Linked DNA regions of Homo sapiens: region 2 is linked to region 1. A link is a contact called in ENCODE Hi-C data. All regions are on one chromosome and are shown on one strand. The core of a region is the stretch at or near the end of the contact, and the rest is flanking DNA. Distances in the headings are between cores, read along the strand shown.

Region 1 (7,328 bases), core at 4,678-7,177:
ACAGGCGCCCACCACCACACCTGACTACTTTTTGTATTTTTAGTAGAGATGGGGTTTCACCATGTTGGCCAGGCTGGTTTCAAACTCCTGACCTCAGGTGATATGCCTGCCTCGGCCTCCCAAAAGTCTGGGATTACAGGCATGAGCCACCGCGCCCGGCCTGAATATGTTTCCTTGTTTATGGTCTTCGTTCTGCTGCTAGATAACCTCCACACAGGAAGTTCAAGCAACGGGTGATGCAATGTATAATACATATCTATATATAGAGTGCAAGAATAGTCACTAAATCATCCATAGAGGTTAATCTCTAGATGAGAGATGTTGTGTGGTATCTGTTTTTTTGTTTTCTTTTCTTTTGTTTTTGAGACAGAGTTTCACTCTTGTTGCCCAGGCTGGAGTGCAATGGCACGATTTCAGCTCACCACAACTTCCACCTCTCGGGTTCAAGCAATTCTCCTGCCTCAGCCTTCCCGAGTAGCTGGGATTACAGGCATGCGCCACCATGCCAGGCTAATTTTGTATTTTCAGTAGAGGTGGGGTTTCTCCACGTTGGTCAGGCTGGTCTTGAACTCCCGACCTCAGGTGATCTGCCTGCCTCAGCCTCCCAAAGTGCTGGGATTATAGGTGTGAGCCACCACGCCCGACCTTCCTTTTTTTTTTTTTTTTGAGACTGAGTCTCACCCTATTGCCCAGGCTGGAGTGTGGTGGCGTGGTCTCAGCTCACTGCAATCTCCACCTCCTGGGTTCAAGTGATTCTCATGCCTCAGCCTCCCGAGTACCTGCGATTACAAGTGCCTGCCACCACACCTAATTTTTGTATTTTTTGTAGAGATAGGGTTTCACCATGTTGGCCAGGCTGGTCTGGAACTCCTGACCTCAAATGATCCGCCTGCCTTGGCCTCCCAAAGTTCTGGGATTACAGGCATGACCCACCGTACCCAGCCTGTTTTCTTTTTTATGCCTTTATGTGTCTTCTGAAAATTTTATAATAAATATGTAATACTTCTAAACTCAGAAAGCAATAAAACCATCTCTGTCATGAAAAACAAAATTTTACCTAATTTTGTTTGATCTAAGCTTGTATTAAAAAGAATTTGTTTTCTTCAATTTGATATTTGGGGTTAGTGGTAGATGTGTTTTCTGTATGACTGAAGAATCCAGCCCAAGGTTTACATCTGCCCTGGAAAATGCTCAAACTGCTCTCACTGAATGGTAATTGTGTGGGTTTTCACACAAGAGAGATAACACACGCAGGTATGCACACACACACACACACACACACACACACACACACACAACAAAATCAAATCAGAATGCGAACATTGTTACCAGTAGCAGACTCGCAGGGAACTGGTGTGTAGTATTTGGAGTATACTTCATCTTTTGGCCGATCAGGAAACACGTAGATAAGGTAATTCAAGTCTCCCAAGCGGTCGGCTAGGGACCGAATGGAGAAGTCTCTGGTGGTAAAAGGCATCAGATTCCAAAACATTCTTTCCTCTAGATCAATAAACAGAACAATCACATTCTAAACATGATTTCTGAATTAGGAAATCTTAAAACCCCAACATACTATAAATTCAAGCTTGCCATTATAATGGCTCCAATAGAAATCTCCATTTAAAAATAACCATGGGTTATAGATGAAATACTTTTATTTATTTACTTACTTACTTACTTATTTTGAGACGGAGTCTCACTCTGTTACCAGGTTGGAGTGCAGTGGTGCGATCTTGGCTCACTGCAACCTCCAACTCCCTGGTTCAAGCGATTCTCCTGCCTCAGCCTCCCAAGTAGCTGGGATTACAGGCACGCGCCACCACACCTGGCTAATTTTGTATTTTTAGTAGAGATGGAGTTTCCCTATGTCAGCCAGGATGGTCTTGATCTCCTGACCTCATGATCCACCCACCTCAGCCTCCCAAAGTGCTGGGATTACAGGCGTGAGCCACCGTGCCCGGCCTGAAATAGTTTTAAAAGCCATGGGTAGGGGCCAGGCATGTTGGCTCATGCCTGTAATCCCACACTTTTGGAGGCCTAGGCAGGTGGATCACCTGAGGTCAGGAGTTCAAGACCAGCCTGGCTAACATGATGAACCCTGTCTCTACTAAAAATACAAAAATCAGCCAAGTGTGGTGGCACTCATCCGTAGTCCCAGGTACTATGCTGAGGTAGGAGAATGGCTTGAAGCTGGGAGGTGGAGGTTGCAGTGAGCTGAGATCATGACACTGCACTCCAGCCTGGGTGACAGAGACCCCATCTCAAAAATAAATAAATAAATAAATAAATAAAAATAAAAGCCATGGGTAGATAAGCAGGTAATACAAAAATCACTTCCCAAGAGATCCAATGATCTCAGACGTTTCAAGTTCAAACAGTATTCTAGCCCTCAGTAGAAGAAACAGTTTTTACTGGCCCCCAATCCCTGATTTCCCATACAAAGATATATAAAAGCTAGGAAGCATGCCCACAACCAGAGAAAGCATAAGAGCTATTAAAAGTGATGAATTTTTTTTTTTTCGAGATGGAGTCTTGCTCTGTTGCCCAGGCTGGAGTGCAGTGGCGCGATCTCGGCTCACTGCAAGCTCCGCCTCCCGGGTTCACGCCATTCTCCTGCCTCAGCCTCCCAAGTAGCTGGGACTACAGGTGCCCACAACTACACCCGGCTAATTTTTTTGTGTTTTTAGTAGAGACGGGGGTTTCACTGTGATGGCCAGGATGGTCTCGATCTCCTGACCTCATGATCCGCCTGCCTTGGCCTCCCAAAGTGCTGGGATTACAGGCGTGAGCCACCGCACCCAGCCTTTTTTTTTTTTTCTTTTAAGAGACAGGGTCTTACTCTGTTGCCCAGGCTGGAGTACAGTGATGTGATCATGACTCACTGTAACCTTGAACTCCCAGGGTCAAGTGATCATCCCACCTCACCCTCCAGAGTAGCTGGGACTACAGGCGCACACCATGAGCACCACCATGCCCACCTAATTAACTTATTTATTTATTTATTTACTTAGAGACAGGGTCTTACTATGTTGCCCAAGCTGGGCTTGAACTCCTGGCCTCAAGAGATCCTCCTGCCTGAGGCTCCCAAAGTGCTGGGATTACAGGCATGAGCCACCGCACCCAGCCAAAAGTTATTAAAAACTTTAATTCACAGAAAATGAACCAGCAAGCTACCCTTATTGTGAGGGTCAGAGGAGAGAACTAACTTTCCTGATGCCCTGGTGCAGTGGCTCAAGCCCGTAATCCCAATACTTTGGGAAGCCAAAGTGGGGGATTGTTTGAGCCCAGGAGTTCGAGACCAGCCTGGGCAACATACAAAAAATTTAAAAATTAGATGGGTGTGGTGGTGCACGTCTGTGGTCCCAGCTAATCGGGAGGCTAAGGGAGGAGGACTGCTTGAGGCCAGGAGGTCAAGGCTGCAGTGAGCCATGTTTGTGCCGCTGCACTCCAGCCCGGGCAAAAGAGTGAGACCCTGTTTCAAAAAAAGAAAAGAACTAACATCTTGGGTAGAAATGGTTGATGGCAATATCCATATGTTAATTAGGATAAAGGAATATTTTTACTACTGTAAGAACTCCAAATCATCAAATTCTTCACTGAAATAAGCTTTATGCAGAGTAGTACAATAAGGCAAACATTTTAAGAGGGAAGCAACTGAGATTCTGCACGGACTCTTGTATCATAGGTAGCCATGTCATGGTTAAATGTTCATGTGTAACCATGCTGCCATATACTTTCATGTATAACCAAATTAGCAATTGTGTTTCCCATAATAGTATTTTTCATAGGCTGCCTTATTATGAGTATGTCATGGCTATACATTTATGTTTCCCATAATTAGTACTGACCTCAACAAATAGTAAGTACCCACTAAATTATTTGTTAAAATAATTTTGTAACGAAAGCAGCTAACTTTGGACATAAGAAGGGAGGGGCACTCACGAGAATCAAACTTCCAAGCAATGGTGATGCCGCCAATTTCTGAGTCACTGAATCTCAGGAGGAAGGTCCCATCTGGCTTGTTAATGAGTAGGTCATGGGCCTGTTGCTTGTTTACAAACCCCAAAATGGCCCTGGATCACCAAGGACAAAGGACAGAAGCAGAGTGTGACTTACGATGCCAGAGAGAAGACCTTCAGACTCTGTCGGCGCCTTAAGAAATAATGATTCTCACCCATCATTCCAATGAGGCTTGAGATGTTTTTTTAACACTTCCATCACACCGTCAAACCATTGCCAGAAAGTGTAATTCCGTCCTGGTAAATTCTCCTGGTTGGAGATACAACAGTGAACATAAGAACACCAGAGTAACACTTGGAATATTATACACATATTTAATTGGAAAAATTAAATGGGAAACAAACATCTACCCTTGTCAGAGGCATACAAATATCCCCGCCTACCTGAGTTTTACCTAATGGCCCCATGGAGAGGAAAAGAGGGAAGAAGGGGAAAATACCAAACTGCAGTTACCAGCACCCAGTGGGCTCCTGCTACAGACACTTTCACCTGGGACTGGGCTGACCCGTCCCTTGCTAGTTTCGATGTGTGGTCTGTGACCAGAAGCATCAGTGTCACCTGGGAGCTTCTGAGAAATGCACGTTGTTAGGCTCCAAATTAAACATTTAAAACACCTTGGGGGTGGGGGGTGTAGGAAAAGAAACAAAAATTAAATTCAAATCAAGGTGATAGCCGGGCATGGTGGCTCACGTCTGTAATCCCAGCACTTTGGGAGGCTGAGGTAGGCAGATCACTTGAGGTCAGGAGTTTGAGACCATCCTGGCCAACATGGTGAAACCCCGTCTCTACTAAAAATACAAAAATTGGCTGGACATGGTGGCGGGTGCCTGTAATCCCGGCTACTCAGGAGGCTGAGACAGGAGAATCACTTGAATCTGGGAGACGGAGGTTGCAGTGAGCCCAGAATGTACCACTGCACTCCTTGTGACAGAGCGAGACACCATCTCAAAAATAAATAAATAAACAAAAATAAATAGGGTGGGCACAGTGGACTCACGCCTGTAATCCCAGCACTTTGGGAGGCCGAGGCGGGCAGATCACCTGAGGTCGGGAGTTCGAGACCAGCCTGACCAACATGGAGAAACCCCGTCTCCACTAAAAATACAAAATTGCGGGGCGTGGTGCCGCATGCCTGTAATCCCAGCTACTCGGGAGGCTGAGGCAGGAGAATCGCTTGAAACCAGGAGGCGGCGGTTGCGGTGAGCCAAGATCGTGCCATTGCAGTCCAGCCTGGGCAACAAGAGCGAAACTCTGTCTCAAAAAAAAAAAATGAATAAAAATAAAATCAAAGTGACGTCTGAATTAGCAGATGCTAGAGGAGGAGTTTCTTTCATCAGCATCCCTCTTTGTGGGTTGAGGGTCCCATAGGAGCCTGATCTGGCATTACACATGGGGAACATAAGAGAGTAAAGGGGAGAGAGGCCCAGAGTTCGCATCCCCTCAAAAGCTTTGCTTCTCATGAGCTATGTTAACATCTGCTTTGCTCTATTTCCTTTACAAAGGAAGAAAATGCATTAACTGTAGACAAAGGTCAACTTATTTAAAATATGCAAAGATGTAATTTTCTACACGTGACCTGGGTAACTCTCAAGTTGTCCATCTAGTCAGAAGCTTCTATTACTTTCGGTACATTTTATTAGAGACATGAAGAATAAGGGCCCAGGGCAGGGAGACTCCTGAGAGCATCTGGTTGGGAAGGACTGATCTAACAGCGGCTGGCAGCTGGGCTCCTCACCCTGTTGAACTGGGACCAGGACACAGACAGGCCACTGTAGTCCTCCAGGTGGCTGCTGCTGTTGTTGAACAGTTTCTGCGCCAGGAACACGAGGTTCTCCTTGGTCAGGCCCCGGTTGCTCTGCACTTCGGCCTTGAATTTCATGTTGAGCGCCTCACACAGCTGTGGCCACAGCACTTTGTCAGGCACGGCAAATGGCACCCTGCCCTGAGAGGGAGAGAGGCCAGAATCTGATGAGAAAACAGTTGCATGATTTATTCCCTCAAGCCACAAAAGAAAAACGCTGATGGCTGGGAGTGGTTACACACATTTGTCTTGCAGGGCCTGAGGATAAATTCAGACTCTGCTGGGGTACACGGTTCTGTGAAATTCAGAAGGTTCCGTTTCACCTTCTTTACACACAACTAGAAGGTAACCCATGCTATCCATGCTGTTTTGTAAATGAGCTGCTGAACTAACAGTCAAATCCTATGTTCTAACGGCCACAAACCAAAACATAACCAAGGTCTGGCTCTTAGATTGTAAACACCTTGGGAATTTAGAAATCTGAAAGACTGGTCCTCTAGGTACAAACAGAGAGAGTGTGCGTATGTGTGCACACGTGTCGGCATGTGTGTACACACGTGGAATCATTGCCCTCGACTCCTTCTGCCAAGAATTCTAGCTCAAAGTAAAACAACTTGGTATGGAAGAGTGGAAATTTTGAGTTGGATGGCTTTATTGAGAAATAGGTTAGAAGATTAACTTTTAATAAACTGCTTTTCAACCCGTTCAGCCATAGTACTCCATTTTATTTTGTTACAAACACTTTTTTCAATAGGTGATTTTCACATGATTTAAAATTCAAAAAGCACAGACGGCTACACAGTGAAGTCACTCCCTATCCCTGTCTCCCAGCAACCCAGTTCTTTTCTTTAAAGGCACCTAACACAGTTTCTTGTGTATCCCACCAAAGATATTCTATGCATGCCAGCAATGACATATACCTTTTCCTTTTCTTCACAAATGACAGCACAAAATCCACATGTTCTGCATCTTCCTCTTTTCACTTAATCCTCTATCTGGGAGACCTCCCATCAGCACATAAAGAAATTTCACCAGACCCCCATAGATGGGCATCAGTGTTACAGCCTCATCTTTAGCTATTACTAACAATGCTGCAATGTTCTTATGTTATTTGACCCACAGGACACATAGGCAAATATATATGGAGAATAAATTTCCACAATTATTTTTTTTTTTAGGTAAGGTCTCGCTCTGTCATCCAGGCTGGAGTACAGTGGCCCAATCTTGGCTCATTGCAACTTCTGCCTCCTTAGCTCAAGTAATTATCCTACCTCAGCCTCCCAAACAGCTGGGACTACAGGCGTGCACCACCATGCCTGGCTAATTTGTGTGTTTTTTGTAGAGACAGGGTTTTGCTATGTTGACAAGGCTGGCCTCAAATTCCTGGGCTCAAGAGATCCGCTTGCCTTGGCCTCCCAAAGTGCTGGGATTGCAGGCATAAACCACTGTGCCTGGCCACAAGTCTTTATTATTTATTTTTTATTTTTTATTTTTTTGAGACAGAGTC
Region 2 (7,328 bases), core at 1,149-3,648, 590 kb after region 1:
TGAGCCCCCAGGCCCTGGTGAGACTGCAGTCACCCAGCTTCCATCTTTTCCCTGAGACCCCTTTCTGTCGACTGTTTTTCTCCAGGCCCTGGGGGTCTGCCCCGGGGGAATAGACCCCCTCTCCCCACCTCCCCTTTCCTCACTTAGTGCTCTCCTTCCCCCATCCTGCTCCCAGGCATCATGCGAAGGAACTCTCTGAGTGGCAGCAGCACCGGCTCCCAGGAGCAGCGGGCAAGCAAGGGGGTGACATTCGCCGGGGATGTTGGCAGGATGGTGAGGGCGGGCCCAAGGGAGGGAGAGCCCAGGGAATGGTACCTGGCTGCAGCTTCGCCTTCCTCCCACCTTGGAGGTTTCTTCATCACTTTTTCTTTTCCCTCCAGTGAATTCAGAACAGAAGCCATGTATCTCCCCCACACCAGGGCCCACCATGGAGCTTGTGTTCTCAGAATCTGATGCTTTCTGATCAACAAAACTGAGCAAGGAAGATCCCAACACTGAAGGGGTAGAAGGCCAGGGGGGCATGGAGAGTGCAGCTCCATTATAGTGAAGAGCCAAACATATGTGAACTGTTTGCTGTGTGGAGGTGTTAGTTCTGCTGCCTACCATCTTCATCTCTAGCACCTCCCCTGCCAAGAGTCAACCACTAAGCAATCCCACCCAAGCCTGGATGCTTCTAGAGGGGCCCACTCCCAGCTGGGAGAGTGTAGGGGATATGCTCACACCACATTAGCAGCAACCAATAAAAATGCTGGAAACAAGAACGCCGTGAATCCATATGCCATGCCTTAGGAATTGGGGGAGCAAAGACTTGTGGGGTGAGGCAGGGGAGGATTTAAAAGGGACTTTCTTTTCACAATGGGAGGCAGGGGTGGAAGCTGCCCAGCCCTCTGGCTTCCTGCCATCAGTTAATGAGGAAACTGCAAGGTCAGTGATCCACTTGACTAAGTTAGGATCCCCTCCAGACCCCACCCTAGACCTGTATAGGCAGGTACCAGGGAAAGTTAAAAGAATGAAGACTGCTTGTCTTTCACCCTTCATCCACCTCTCTCTCCCTCCCTCTCTCTGGGGATGGGAAAAGCAGTAGAGTTACAGTATGTTCTTGTGGGTAGAGGACAGAAGAGTGACCTTCCTTCCCCTAAGACGTGGGTTCAGTCTCAAACTGCCCAGTGATCTCTCCCTTAAATCAGGTGGAAAGATCTCATGGAAAAAGTAATTCTAGTTAAACATTTACAGCTCCCTGGGGCAATGCCACCACTGCAGCTACTGCTTGTGAAGCTTTCCAGCATGAAGTGCCATATGCTGCCTCTCAGCCTCCATACTCACTTGACTCCAGGAGAATGACTCAGTTTATTATTCTCAATTTGACCCTATGTATCCCACTGTAGGCTCAAACACTGCACAGAGCTGCCACGTCTAACCTCGTAACAACTGCGTCCCTGGAAGGTGAAGGGGGTAAACCACAAAGTCAGAAACTTTGGGAAAAGCCACGGTCGCATGCACACCTCTCAAACAAGGAAACAAACTACAAGAAAGGGCTCAGTCATTGTACACAGCAAGTGTGCAGTGGGCAAAGTTCTGTTCTTTTGACATTGGCCAAATGCGTAAGTCCCTGGTTTCTTGGGCTCAATCACGGTCCAAGGTTAGTAAGAAGGCCAACAATGTTGTGAGCAGGATTCAATTTCTACAGGGTCATGGGGCATCATCCACCATGTGAAGGGGCTCCAGCAGGTTGGACATGATCAATACCCATCCAGATTAGGACCCTGACGCCCTTGCCAGAGCTCGGGCTCGGGCAGCTTTGGCCTCGTCTTCTAGCTCATCTAGGAAACGCTCCTGGGAAATCGAGTAGAAGGTGTAACCATCTGGGGAGGTAGGTTCAGGAAACCACACAGAATATGCACATTCCCCTTTCCTAGATTTGCTCTACCACTCTTGTTACTCTCCCAAATCAGTGATTCCGGCTTCCCGCCGCTGCTGTTTCTAAACCCTGAACCCCAATTCCGTTATTATTAATAAATCAAATTAAAAGAGTACCTTAGGAATAACAAAGGAAAGTACTACCCATTTTACCCCAAAATTAAACGGGTGGTTCAGCCCTCTTGCACACTCTGTTCCCCTGCCCCTATATGCGGTCCCCTTGAGTCTACAACACGGACGGATACAAATAGCCAACACCAGGGCCCCGATGCCTAGGCCGGTCACGATGTTCCGGGTTCGCCGCCGTGGTAGGACCTTCTGCCACTGGGCAAGCTCCGCCTGCCGCATGGAATGCAGTTGCTCGGGTGTCAGCTTCTCCCGAGTCGGGTCGATACGCTGAGCGAACGGGGCCTCTCCACGCTTAGAATCCAGAGGGTCACCAGCTCCCGAAGACGCCATGTTGCCACTCCTCCCTTCGCGGTGCCGCCGCGCGGGCCTCGCTGGGAACAGTAGCCCTTGGCCGCTGCAGTGGACTCTGGGAGTTGTAGTCCGCGTGCCCTTTGCGGGGCAGAGCCGCGGTTCCCGGGCACAGGGGATGGACGCGGGAGGTGAGAAGCGGACGTGCTTTCTGATTGGCTGAGGAGTCCGTGGCCGTTGGGGCGGGAAAAAGCTGTGGAGGGTTCGAGGCTGTGGTGGTAATTGGGTTTTCCTCAGACTTGAGGCGACGACACACTCATTGGAAGGGGACGAGGAATCCAGGGTGTGGCAGAAGACTGGAGAGGAGCTAAGGGGGTCGGTATGTGGATCCAGTGAACCCGTCCAGGTGCCCCAAGAGGCTCGTGAATATGGACGGACCCATGAGGCCACGATCGGCCTCCCTCGTTGACTTTCAGTTTGGAGTTGTCGCCACAGAGACGATTGAAGACGCCCTGCTTCACTTGGCCCAGCAGAATGAGCAAGCAGTGAGGGAGGCTTCGGGGCGGCTGGGCCGCTTCAGGGAGCCCCAGATCGTGGGTGCGGCTGCAGGGCCGGGGTGCTGGGTTCTTGGGAGACTGGGGCTTGTGTCTTTCAGGCACCGACCTTGAGATTCCGTTGATTTTATTCATTCAGAGAATGTTTGCTAACACCTCTCTGTGGGGTGCTGGGGATATAGTGATGGATAAGTCACAACAGTGCCCTCCCCTTGATTTCTTCGACATGTATGGAATACTTGAGTGGCACCGCTTGGCTAGAAAGATGAAATAGAGGGCCAGGCATGGTGGCTTACACCTGTAATCCCAGCACTTTGGGAGGCTGAGGTGGGAGGTTCACCTGAGGTCAGGAGTTCGAGACCAGCCTGACCAACATGGTGAAATCCTGTCTCTACTAAAAGTACAAAAATTAGCCAGGACTGGTGGCGCGCACCTCTAATCCCAGCTACTCGGGAGGTTGAGACAGGAGAACTGTTTGAACCCAGGAGGCGGAAGTTGCAGTGAGCCGAAATCGTGCCATTGCACTTCAGCCTAGACGACAAGAATGAAACTCCGTCTCAAAAAAAAAAAAAAAAAAAAAAAAAAAAAAAGGCTGGGCGCGGTGGCTCACGCCTGTAATCCCAGCATTTTGGGAGGCTGAGGCGGGCAGATCACGAGGTCAGGAGATCGAGACCATCCTGGCTAACATGGTGAAACCCCGTCTCTACTAAAAATACAAAAAAAAGCCGGGTGTGGTGGCGGGCGCCTGTAGTCCCAGCTACTCCGGAGGCTGAGGGAGGAGAATGGCATGAACCCGGGAGGCGGAGCTTGCAGTGAGCTGAGATGGCGCCACTACACTCCAGCCTGAGTGACGGGTGACAGAGCGAGACTCTGTCTAAAAAAAAAAAAAAAAAAAAAGAGAAAAGAAAGATGAAATAGAGATAGAGGTCTTGCCTTCAAACCATGTGCAATTTGGGGGAGATATTAGAACAAATATGCAATGACTAGGTACTATGGTTAGATAAGAGACGTCAGAGAGAAATAAAACAAGCGTTTATGGGGGTTGAGAGGAGCGATGGGGTAATAGGAAGAATTCAGGGGATGGCCCAGGCATCGGGACATTTCAGGCAGACCTTGAAGGAAGGAGGACATTGGGTTGGTGAAGGGGGAGGAAGGAGACAGTGTTTCTACCAAAAAGAGGTAGCATGAGTAAAGCTATGGAAATGGGGTGCTTAGGGTGCATGTGGGTACAGTGTAGTCCATGTTGGCCAGTGCATGTGGAAGAATAGTTGAAATTAATACTGGAAAGGTAGTTTGGAGACATTCCATGTGGAAGTTTGAATGCCAAGGGGAAGAGTTTATCCTTGGTTTGGTAGGAAACCAAGAAGACATTGAAGGTTTTTAAATAAGGGAGTGAAGGTTTTAAAATAAGGGATACGATGGTAACCCTGCCTTAGTAAACATTATTTTGGCAGTGATGTAAAGGAGGTAAAGGATGGATTAAACCAGAGGGAGATGGGATGTAGGCAGACAGGTAGAGTCAATGTCAGTAGGCTAGGTGATAGGGCAGAGGGAATAACAAGGGAGGGTGGATTAAAAACATTCTAGAGGCAAAGTCTAGGGTTCTGCTGTGGATAAATTTAGGAAGTGAAGGAGGAAAACGTGACTATGCTAAACGGTTGAGCCTGGAAGACTGGAAGTATAGTGGTCATTAAAAGAAACACACAGACACGGCCGGGCACGGTGGCTCACGCCTGTATTCCCAACACTTTGAGAGGCTGAGGCGGGTGGATCACGAGGTCAGGGGTTCGAGACCAGCCTGGCCAACATAGTGAAACCCTGTCTCTATTAAAAACACAAAAATTAGCTGGGCATGGTGGCAGGCACCTGTAGTCCCAGCTACTCGGGAGGCCGAGGCAGGGGAATGGCTTGAACCTGGGAGGCGGAGGTTGCAGTGAGCCAAGATTGTGCCACTGCGCTCCAGCCTAGGCCACAGAGCAAGACTCTGTCTCCCAAAAAAAAAAAAAACAACAACAAAAAAAAACAACACAAAAAACACAGACACACTACATAAATAAAGCAGGAGGAAAAGTGACTTTTGTTTGGGAAAGATAATAATGGCTTTGGAGCCTGGCCAACATGGTGAAACCCCATCTCTACTAAAAATACAAAAATTAGCCAGGCATGGTGGCAGGTACCTGTAATCCCAGCTACTTGGGAGGCTGAGGCAGGAGAATGGCTGGAACCCGGGAGGCAGAGGTTGCAGTGAGCCAAGATCACGCCATTGCATTCCAGCCTGGGTAACAGAGTGAGACCTTGTCTCAAAAAAAAAAAAAAAATATATATATATATATATATATATATATATATATATAATATATGTGTGTGTGTGTGTGTGTGTGTGTGTGTGTATAATAGCTTTAGTTTTGGATCTGCTGAGTTTAAGGTGTTTGCAGAACATCTAAAAGAAGTGTTCTTGTAGACTATTCAAAGAGTAGGTTAGAAGAGAGGTCAGAAATGGAGATCAAGGTTTTCAAGTTATCTTCACAATGATATTGTTGAAACTGTGGCAGAGGATAAGCTCCTAGAAGGAGAAAAGAAAAGCAGGTCAAGGACAGTTCCTTGGGAAAACACTTTGTGTTCAGGGAATTGGAGTAAGAAGACTTGTGAAGGAAATAAAAGGAGGAGATAGGAACAGAACCAAGGGACTTTTGGCAGCCAAGAGGAGACTTTGAAAAGGATAATGGTCAGAAGTTTCAGATGCTTTAGGGATATCAACAGAACTAAAGATTGCAAAAAGCCATGATATTTAACAATTTGGACATATTTACTGTCCTCTGAGAATCATTTCAGCAAGTTAGGAAAGGTAGAAGCCAACAGATAGAAAATTAGGAAGTGAACGATGAAGTGGAAGCAGTGGGTGTGTAAGCCAGGCTTTCAAGTAATTCAACAGCGAGGCTGAGATGGGAGGATTGCTTGAGCCCAGGAGTTTGAGACCAGCCTGGGCAACATAGGACAATCCCGTCTATTTATTATTTATTTATTTATTTATTTAAAAAAAAATTCAACAGTGATGGGAAAGAGAGAGGTTAAAAGGGGAGGGTCTTTTAGTTAATAGCAGATCTGAGTATGCTTGTTATCGAGGAGGTGGGGCCAATAGCAAGGGAAAGGTGTAACCCTCATCCATTCCACCTAATCCAAGCTCAGTTTTTTTGGCAAATTAAAATGGAAAACAGAAACAAATGCTCAGATAATTCAGAGCAAAACCAAACCAAAACTTAACAACTGCACACATACACAAAGAACAAAACTAAGAAATAAAGCCTAAAGTCCAGCAAATAAAATGACTAATAAGAGACACAATTATATGTTCTAGGGTATTATGCTGAATTGCTTAAACTAATTCTGTCCTGCATTGGACATTGCTAGCCAAACTGTAGCCTCTGTAACGATGAGGTTTTGTACATCTATCTATGTGTAATGTGTGTTGAGTAGATTGTTACTTGTGTAAGCTTGACTAAATTTTCTAAGAAAGTTAAGTTTTCTCTGAAGACATATGATTATTTGACTAAATGTGTAATTCTCTACGGATCAATGCTAAAAGGTCTTCAGTCTGTAGGAGCTTTCTTTGTTGAGAACTGACATTTACCCTTGTTTCCACCCTCTAATGATATTGCAAGATAAATATAATTCTATCTGGAGCTGTTCTTTCAAAGAGAAACAGAGGCAGGCTAAAATCTTGCCAAGGTATCTCACCCTTCCCACCTTCCCAATGACTCCCTCCCCCTAAATTGGGCTATGTTCTCCAATTTAGGGGATGTTTCTTCAAAACAAGCCACTTCACAGTAACACACTTGCTCCTGGGGAGAGGCTCAGCCACCACAGATTTACCCAGCAAACTGGTGGTGGAGAGATGGTGTCCAGCTGTAAGGTGACTTGTGTTTGTAAAGCAATGGGAGTTCTCCAGAGGGTGGTTACTAAACAAACAGTGTCATAAAGAATATCAAAGCTCCAGGAGGGATCTTTCTGTTCCTGCCAACATTCCACAGAAAACAGAATATAGGAGTTAGGGTTTTTATCCATCCAAGAATCTTCCTTGAAGCTGGGGGTTCCCAGCATGGTGTAGAGGTCACATAGACCAGCTGGTATGTTTGTGTGTAACTGGCCAAGCCTTTTATCAGCTGAAACCCACAGGAAGGCTCAAGGGTCACTGAGGGGGCTTGGTAAGCCCTTGTCTTTGGCACTCAGTCAGCCTCCTTTACATGTCTCTGATCTGCCTATTGGCAGCAAAAGAAACTAAGCTCAGCTTTGGTTGTTTTAGTCTCATCTTTCTCACCTCCTGACCCTCTTCCCTTGGCCCCATCACGGCTTTTACACAATGCCAAGAGTTCACAGAGTGGTTTTGGTTGCATCTTGTGAATTAGGCTCTTTTTTCCTGTTTTGGCAGAGTTTGTTTTTCTC

The links. A loop is a pair of places that touch in the nucleus more often than their neighbours do.
Region 2: a loop to region 1 is called in a map of sciatic nerve, with 4 times the contacts of the local background. The contact joins the promoter of COA3 here to the enhancer-like site in region 1. A Hi-C loop is called at or near these places in 1 of 168 maps with a recorded cell type or tissue (sciatic nerve).

What each region holds. Positions count from the first base shown.
Region 1 is chr17:42,206,229-42,213,556 of GRCh38, forward strand. STAT5B (signal transducer and activator of transcription 5B) reads right to left here. Exons shown (of 19, transcript NM_012448.4): 13 at 5,756-5,962; 14 at 4,175-4,269; 15 at 3,943-4,073; 16 at 1,330-1,500. Among named protein-coding and RNA genes, the nearest start is that of GHDC, 15 kb to the left of the region's middle. Within about 2 kb of position 5,928, at least 11 of the 41 ENCODE cell types and tissues checked have a DNase peak (open chromatin) inside an H3K27ac peak, as active enhancers do.
Region 2 is chr17:42,796,306-42,803,633 of GRCh38, forward strand. COA3 (cytochrome c oxidase assembly factor 3) reads right to left here and starts at 2,399. Exons shown (of 2, transcript NM_001040431.3): 1 at 2,163-2,399; 2 at 1,320-1,862. The coding sequence starts at 2,376. The coding sequence ends at 1,756. It overlaps CNTD1 (cyclin N-terminal domain containing 1), which reads left to right and starts at 2,556. Exons shown (of 7, transcript NM_173478.3): 1 at 2,556-2,931; 2 at 7,315-7,328. The coding sequence starts at 2,763. WNK4 (WNK lysine deficient protein kinase 4) reads left to right here. Exons shown (of 19, transcript NM_032387.5): 17 at 1-17; 18 at 176-273; 19 at 381-761. The coding sequence ends at 383. RefSeq lists enhancers at 2,082-2,151, 2,292-2,341, 2,362-2,411.